Linked DNA regions of Homo sapiens: region 1 is linked to region 2. Evidence: chromatin loops called from intact Hi-C (ENCODE). Cell type or tissue: GM12878. All regions are shown on one strand. Links, peaks and the distances in the headings refer to the core of each region. The heading gives the core; the rest is flanking DNA. Region 1 has its middle 8.4 kb from the start of LINC02909. Region 2 has its middle 69 kb from the start of KRAS.

Region 1 (4,407 bases), core at 260-4,259, 310 kb after region 2:
TTGAAAACACATAACACCATCTATGTATTTAGGTTGATGCAAAAGTAGTTGTGGTTTTTGCCATTACTCTCAATGGTTAAAAACTGCAGTCACATTTGTACCAACCTATTAGAATTCTTGCCCCCATAAAATAAAAAAAAATAAAATAAAAACCCTCAAACTTTTATCTGATCATATTTCTAAACATAGGAGACAGAGAAACAGCTTGTGTTCCTACAGATACACAATCACCAAATTTCAGATTGTGGTAAACTGTGAAATAAAAGAATGGGCTGGGTGCAGTGGCTCACACCTGTAATCCCAACACTTTGGGAAGCCGAGGTGAGTGGATCACCTGAGGTCAGGAGTTCGAGACTAGCCTGGCCAACATGGTGAAACCCCATTTCTACTAAAAATACAAAAATTAGCTGGGTGTAGTGGTGGGCGCCTGTAATCCCAGCTACTTGAGAGGCTGAGGCAGGAGAATCACTTGAACCCGGGTGGCAGAGGTTGCAGTGAGCCAAGATCACACCACTGCACTCCGGCCTAGGTGACAAGAGTGAGACTCTGTCTCAATCAATCAATGGATGGGTTTCTTTAACAGACAACAAAATGCAAAAAACAGATGGAAAGCGAAACACAGAGATAAGACAGACAACAAACTGCAATGAATAAACATTTCTTGGATATTGGCTTGAACAGTAAAACTGTTTAAGAAAAAAAGGATATGTATCTATCACACAAATGAGAAATTTTGACTACTAACAAGACATTTGATAATATTAGAAAAGTATATTACTTTTAAAATCATGATAATGGCATTGTAGTTGTGTTTTAAATTAGTCAATTATCTTTTAGAAATATGTACTGAAATATTTGTGGATGAAATACTATGATCTCTGCGATTTGCCTCAAAATAATCCAGAGTAGAGGAGAGGAAAATGAGCAGGGTTAGAAATGAGACATAATTGGTTATGACAAATACATAAGGATTCATCATAGAATTCTACCTCTGTATATGTTTGAAATGTTCTATAACAAACAATTATGAATTCAAATAAAACAAAACCATATTGACAGGAATTGTGGAAAGATATACAACAAGTCACTAACAATGGTTACTCAGGGAAACAGGATTACCAATTTTTTTTCCTTCTTTTCGCTTGTCAGTATATTATTAATTTTATTACAAATGAGCATGAATCATTTATATACTTAAAATTACTTGTGGAATTTTTTTTTCTCTCAACTTTTAGGTTCAGGGGGTGTATGTGCAGGTTTGCTACATGAGTAAATTGCGTGTTGCTGAGGTTTAGTGTACAAATGATCCCATCACCCACGTACTGAGCATAATATGTGACTGGTAGTTTTTCAGCCCATGCCTCCCTGCTCAAGTAGTCCCCATACCTATTGTTCCCATCTTTGTTTCCATGTATATACAATGTCTAACTCCCACTTAAAATTGAGAACATGCAGTGTTTGGTTTTCTGTTCCTGCATTAGTTCGCTTAGGATAATAGCCTCCAGCTGCATCCATGTTGCAGCAAAGGACATGATCTTGTTTGTTTTTTTGGCTGCATAGTATTCCATGGTGTGTAGGTACCACATTTTATTTATCCAGTCTTCTGTTCATGGTCATTTGGGTTGATTCCATGTCTTTTCTACTGTGAACAGTGCTGTGATGAACATATAAGTGCATATGTCTTTCAGGTAGAATGATTTACATTCCTTTGGGTACATACCCAGTGGACAGATTGCTGGCTCAAATGGTAGCTCTAAATTCTTTGAGGAATCTCCACACTGCTGTCCACAGTGGCTGAACTAATTTATATTCCCACCAGCAATGTGTAAGTGTTCTCTTTTCTCGATAACCTCACCGACATCTGTTGGTTTTTGACTTTTTAATAGTACCCATTCTGACTGGTGTGAGATGGTATCTCATTGCAGTTTTGATTTGCATTTCTCTAATAATTAGTAATGATGAGTATTTTTTCATATATTTGTTGGCTGCATGTATGTCTTCTTTTGAGAAGTGTCTGTTCATGTCCTTTGCCCACTTTTTAATGAGGTTATTTTTTGTTTGTTGAATTGTTTAAGTTTCTTACAGAGTCTGGATGTTAGACTTTTGTCACATGCATGGTTGTGAATATCTTCTACCTCTCTGTAGATTGTTTATTTACTCTATTGACAGTTTCTTTTGCTGTGCAGAGGTTAATTAGGTCCCGCTTGTCAATTTTTGTTTTGTTGCAATTGCTTTTGGGAACTTATTAATAAATTATTTGCCAAGGCCAATGTCCAGAATGGTATTTCCTAGGGTTTTTGTAGTTTTAGGTCTGGAAATTTTTTAAAAAACACATCTCAAAAATAAAAATTAAAGAAAAACAGAAGTGAAAGCCCAAAATTAACTAAAATTTTGTATAGTGGTTTTACATATTTGAAAAGCATATTTCCTGTGGGGCGCCACCTACGACATGTAAGTAGTTTCAATAAATAAAGATGGTAAGTCAGCTGATAAGCTCAAAAAGAATCATTCAAGTCACTGTTAAAATATGCTGATGCAAAACAGGTACAGGGAAATTATAACGAAATAACCAAGCCCTACAGAGCAAACCTTATTCCCAAATTAGGTGGCATCCATCACATATGTAGACGCAGACAATGAGACCCACACACAAATCATTTCCCTTTCTCTCACAATAGAAAGTTCAGATGACTTGGACAGTCCTACCAAATGTTTAAACAGATAATTTTTAGCTTACCTTTCCGTTTGATGTCACATGCATTAAAAATACTTGTGAGTGCCTCTTCTTTACAGGCCCTGTTGATGCTGTATATTACATCTTCTTTACCATCATCAGCTTCTTGTTTCCATCCTATTAGAAGAAAAAGTTTGTAAATCCTGATGCTTTCTGTGCTATAATGATTAATTTTCCTTTTTTTTTTTTGGTTTAACAAAGAAAACCTATCATAATAAACAGCCTTCCCCTTAGATATAGGGAAATATTCCCCTATATCTAAGTATTCCCATCATGACGTTCTGTTTTGTTCTGGAAACAAACATAGTTAAAACAGAAAGGGAAAGATGGATGATTCCATCCAAACTTTAATAATGTAGATTTTTTTTTAGTTCAGGTATTCTAAAAGTAGATATGTTTATTGCTCTATTGGAAGGACAAACATTAAAAGATGAATATTTACCATCTTCATTCAGAGATAATTTTTTTACCACTGAATCCTGAGGATCAAAACACTTCAAGCTTTGAACAAAGGTGGAATCAAAGTCAAGTGTTAAGGTACTAAAATTATTTTCACTACAATAGTTATTCAAATCCTTGTTAGAGAAAAACTCTGCTTTTCTGATCTGTGACATCAAAGATGTATAATTCTTGTTGCTCTGTGACTTCGGCTTTGAGACGTTTTCAGAACTTGTGAGAATAACAGAGTATGTTGCAGTCTCAGGGGAGCTGAGGTGAGAGGTGGATGGGGTTCTTGGAGATATTATTTGAGGCGATGAAATGAAGGCATCGACTTCCTCAGAACTTGACCAATGAGAGCCGGGCGTAGGAACACAAGCAGCAGTCATTTTCCTCAGTACCTCTTCAAAATATTTCTTGGTGTTCGTCTGTGGGCTATCAAAACTGCTAGATTGGTATTTGATAATCTGCTGAATTGGATTTGAAATTGCTTCTCTCTTGTGGATGGCTCTGATCTTTCTACAGATGCTTTCCACTGGGTTATGCCGCTTCTCAGTTACCTTCCTTGGAGAGGCCATTGTTGACTTTCCTCCTAGTATACAGATGAAGTGGCTAAAGTATAGGCAAAAGTAGATACATGTTTAAAAGTCAGTATTTTCCTAACAATAATTTAGCAATAGGCAATTTATTCCCAAATCAACTTTGGCGGGATCATGACAAGATGCTCAGTTTCTCTAAGCAAATTTTCCATGCATTTAACTTTGGCCCTCAAATTTCAGGAAAATAACAGCTAACATGTATAAAGTATTTATCAAGTGCCAGGCATGGTACTAAGCTCTTCACACCCATCAACTCATTTCATCCTTAAAACAACTCTTTGAGATAAACGTTACTGCTTTCTCCATTCTCTGACAGAAAGAGAATAAGCAACACACCCCAATAAATGCCACAGCTCAGATTCTAACGCAGGCAGTCCAGCTCCAGAGGCTAGATAACCACATTGCTTTTTATTTATAATAGGGCAGGTGACAATGATGCTAACATCTCTCATTTGAATACCTACCATTGGTATTGTACTGGTTGCCCTCTATTCAGAACTTAACTAAATATGCCCCATATTAGGTGTTTTATGTGTATTATGTCTAAATTTCACATAAACCCTATCAGCTGTGTGGAAATATCCTCCTTTTATAGATAAGGAAACTAAGAATCAAAGAGGCCAAGTAATTTGCTAA
Region 2 (4,407 bases), core at 213-4,212:
GAAGCATCTCATCTTTGAAATGTTCTCATCTAAACTAATACATTTTCAGCCTCCAAGAGCATTTGGGAGCACATTCAGCCTCTCCCTTTCTCTCATACCCTACATGAATTTAAACGGTGAAAAAAAAGATGAAACTTTGAAACCAGACTGACTTGGGTTGAATCCCTGTTGTGCCACTTTCCAGAACTGTGACCTCAGGTTAATTGCGTGATCTCCCTGAGTTTCTTCATCTGAATTAATCAGGTACCCATATTTACTCAGCCCAGGTATTGCACCAGTTAAATGAAACAATGTTCACAAAGCACCTTCTATGTGCCTGACGTATCACAGCCAGGCAAATAATTTTTATACATTTTTAGTTTTGCTTACAAATAGTCTCTTTTATTGTAACATTTTCTCTTTTGATATTACTGACATTGTCACCACCTTAGTTTTGCGTCTCATTACCACTTGCCTGATGATTGCAACTTTTCTAAAAATATTTTCTTGCTTATCTCCCAGCCTCCTGTCCATCCTCGTTACTACTGCTAGAACTCCTTCTAGAGCACTATTATCTTGCAATGCTACATGGCTTACAGAATAGATGACAAGCTCCCCATCTTAGTATTTAAGTTTCTCCACAACCTGTTCCTTGTCAACCTTTTAAAATCACGGCTGCATATGCAGTCCCCTGAGCCCAGTGCTTTAGCCAGACTGGACCCTTAATTCGACATTCTTTACTTTCCTAGCTCCTTACTTTTGATCACTCATGCTCTTTGCCAACTGGTGGTGTCTGGTTAGGCCATGTGGCCATGGGGCCAATTGTCTGCATTTATTAAAATGGTACCAAGAGGAAACCACAGGAAATAGCCTTTACTTGACATAAAAACTATGTGCCAGAAACATTTCTAAGTGCTTTGGAGATATTAACTCATTTAATCCTTATAACAACCTTATGAGTTAAGCACTATTAGGATCGTAATTCAGAAGATTAAGAAACTGAAGCATACACAAAAAGTTATGCCAGGTTTCCAAAATCATTATAAATAGCACAGCCAAGCTTCAAATACATATAGCGCAGATAGTTGAAATCGTCAAGAGTCTGTGCTTCACTTATCACTATGCTGACTTTCCTAAAAGTTTGTCCGGAGCAGCACCAACGTAAGTAGTTTTAACTGAGGTTGCCAGTCTCCGTGAAGCTAGACACCAACGATTAGGACCAAAAAGGTCAGGAATGAGATGCATTGATGTGTGAGGAAGTTCAAGGTTGACAGTTGCAAGATGAGCAGATGGGAATTTCCTGAGCCCAAGTTCAGGGGCTCATGACACCTTTAAACACAGTACCCATGACCTCTGTGATGGCCAAGTTGGGAGAGCTAAGGGATCTGACACAAGCAAGTCTGTCTGGTTAACAGTCATCTGTCTCACCCTGTCCCCATGAGGTGAGAGCTTCCTGGGAGGAGGAATTATGCATTCCTAACCTTTGTGGCCTCCTAGTATCTGACATAGCACTCTTATTTAGTCAATACACATCAGGTGCCTATGTGTGTTAGGAACGGTATGGGGTTTGGGACATTTCATGGTTTCTTCCCCCAGAGTTGCTACGGTACTTTTTCTCTGATTTGATCTGTAAATTGTATTTGTACAAGACATGTGATTGCCAAGAGCTTTCTCCACAGTCTTTGCAGAAGCAATATAAATCACCTTAAAACCACAGGGCTTTCTGGAAATGAATTAGGGCTGAGACTTAAAGAACCGACTCTGGGGAATTTTAATTAGAACTGCAAATTCATCACACAGATTCTTTGCCATTTGGTGAATCAAACCTATCCCAATAAAACTGCTGTGCTTGGCTCAATTACAAGTGCTATGCCGTCTCCTCTGTATTCCTTCTGGTATCCTGCATAGTGTCTAAATATAGTAGGTTTGCTATACATGCTAGATGAATGCATGTCTGATGATAAGAAATGCTAGTGAAACTTTCACATCTGAGCACTTCTCGTTTTTGTCTCTGAAGTTTAAAGTTGTTTTCCTCAGGGGGAAAGTTGGCTGGTACAATGGAGAAGTGTCTGGGCTATTGATCACAAGTCTCTAACTCTAGAATTTAGCAAACAACAAAAAAAGTTTGAGATAAATGTCTCTATTTTAAAAGCTTACACAAAGTAAAGTTCATTCTGTACACTATTGACCACCAACCTAGACATTCAATGTTTTCTTCCACTTGGGATAAAAAAAGAGGTTTTCACTGCATTTTCTCCTAAATCATATAATTATAGGGGTTTTGAAATTACTGGACCTAGTCTTTGCCCTTCAGGCAGAAAGTATGTTTAAAATTTTCCCTAAGTAAAAATCATTACAGTTGTGTCTTGAATTTTGTATGTAGCATTAGTTCATAAAGACATAGAGGGAATAGGTACTGGCTTGCTTTATTTGCAGTGTCATGAAGAAGTCAGATGTAGCTAAACCTTTTCTTTTGTGTAGTCCTTGAAGTGGTATAAAAAAGGAATTGATGTGGTTTCATCAGTCCTAAACCAGAATCTGTCCCCAACACTGACCTACTAAGAAAATAAGAAATAAGTCAGCTTGGTTGCTTCTTGTCCATTTATAACCTGAACACTTTTTTAACGGTTAGGGACAACTTTTGATGAAGTAAAGACAAATTTCAGTATCAGCAGAGACTATATTAACACATGCTTTATAGTAATTAAAATAAATTAATGGCAATGATACAATAAAACTCCACTGTTCTTTAAAAAAAAAATTTCCCTGAGCAGATTAGTTTGTCTTGTTTTTAAGATACGTTTAGAGATTGCACAACCACCACCAATAGCCAGTTTAGTGTTTAATAGCCCAAGTCTTCTTTCTTTCTTTCTTTCTTTTTTTTTTGAGATGGAATTTCGCTCTTGTTGCCCAAGCTGGAGTGCGATGGCGTGATCTCGGCTCACTGCAACCTCTGCCTCCTGGGTTCAAGTGATTCTCCTGCCTCAGTCTCCCGAGTACCTGGGATTACTGGCGAGCGCCACCGCGCCCAGCTAATTTTTTTGTATTCTTAGTAGAAATGGGTTTCACCATGTTAGCCAGGCTGATCTCAAACTTCTGACCTCAGGTGATCTGCCCACCTCTACCTCCCAAAGTGCTGGGATTACGGGCATGAGCCACCGCACCTGGCCTCAAGTCTTATTTCTAACCGAAACTTTCCAACCTTTCTTTCTTGTCTCTTCAGTGGAGCTGGAGAACAACTAGGTAACTTTGTGTAATTACTTTATGAAGTCATTTCTTTTTCTCAAGAAAAGACATTTAAAAATTTAGAAAGTATAGTTAGTGAATTATAAACCCCTGCATTACAGTGCCTTCCTGTACATAAAAATGCTTATATTAATATAGAGACAAATAACATGGATATATGTTGTAACTAAACAAATATTTGAGATTGAGTCTTGGTTCTAACTCTTACTAGCTGTATGGTTTTAAAGGAATGTAATATCATCTTTATGAAATTCTGTTTCTTTATGTAATATAATCTTTATGAAATTCTGTTTCTTTATCTAAATTAATGTGCAAAATGAAATCACAATAACTTAACAGAGAGGTTTTCTTATACCATGAAACAATGTTGATTTGGGGATGGGAGCATGCCAGCTTAGCAATAATCCAATACTACTCAATTATCACAGCAGAATAGGAAATTAGACTCGTATGCCTACTTTGTTCATGAGGCTGTAAATTCTTCAGGACAGGGATTCTGCCTTATTAATCTTCATAGCCTCTATTACCTGTGCAATGTACAACATAGGTATTTAGCAAATATGTATGGGATTTAAAAATTGTCTGATTGAAATATTCGTAATACTTTAAATATTAGCTGGGCTGTGCAAAGTGTCTCATACCTATAATCTCAGCACTTTGGGAGGCCAAGGCGGGAGGATCACTTGAGCCCAGGAGTTTGAGGTCAGTCTTGGCAACATAATGAGACAACGTCTCTACAAAAAACTGAAAAATAAAAAATTATCTGGGTGTGGTAGCACGTGCCTGTAGTCCTAGCAACTCAGGAGGCTGAGGTGGGATGATTGCTTGAGCCTGGGAGGTTGAAGCTGCAGTAAGCTGTAATCATACCGCTGCACTCCAGCCTGGGCCAACTAAATAAATAAATGTATGTTAGCTGGTTACCTGAAGGGAGACTTGATATACCAAAATAATTCCTTCTCATCTTCAAGGTGTAGAAAGACATTTTCCTTCTTGTACTTCATATATATCAGCATGAAGATTTTAAATTTATCAACAAACTAAACCCAAATTGAGTAATATAACATGTTCTAAATCCTGGAAACGCTTCTTTGCCCTGAAACTATATGTTCATTCTAAAAGGAGAAAAAAAATAGATCATATAGAGCAACAAGATTAAATATTAGACAAAGAAGGAAGTAAGAC

The links. Hi-C counts contacts between places; a loop is a spot of excess contacts. Peaks named below come from ENCODE experiments on the same cell type or tissue, not always from the same donor. Only the 100,000 strongest peaks of a DNase experiment are listed, where the experiment ranks them.
Region 1: a loop joins it to region 2, with 4 times the contacts of the local background. A loop is called at or near these places in 1 of 110 quality-filtered maps.

The regions. Positions count from the first base shown.
Region 1 is chr12:25,003,685-25,008,091 of GRCh38, reverse strand. It overlaps a transcript of IRAG2 not described here. Among named protein-coding and RNA genes, the nearest start is that of LINC02909, 8.4 kb to the right of the region's middle. In GM12878, for the core only: no CTCF peak of the experiment used is centred there; DNase peaks (open chromatin) are centred at 2,591 and 3,459; H3K4me3 peaks cover 793 bases; H3K27ac peaks cover 1,763 bases.
Region 2 is chr12:25,317,813-25,322,219 of GRCh38, reverse strand. No RefSeq gene overlaps it. Among named protein-coding and RNA genes, the nearest start is that of KRAS, 69 kb to the right of the region's middle. In GM12878, for the core only: no CTCF peak of the experiment used is centred there; DNase peaks (open chromatin) are centred at 1,269, 1,609 and 1,959; H3K27ac peaks cover 1,796 bases.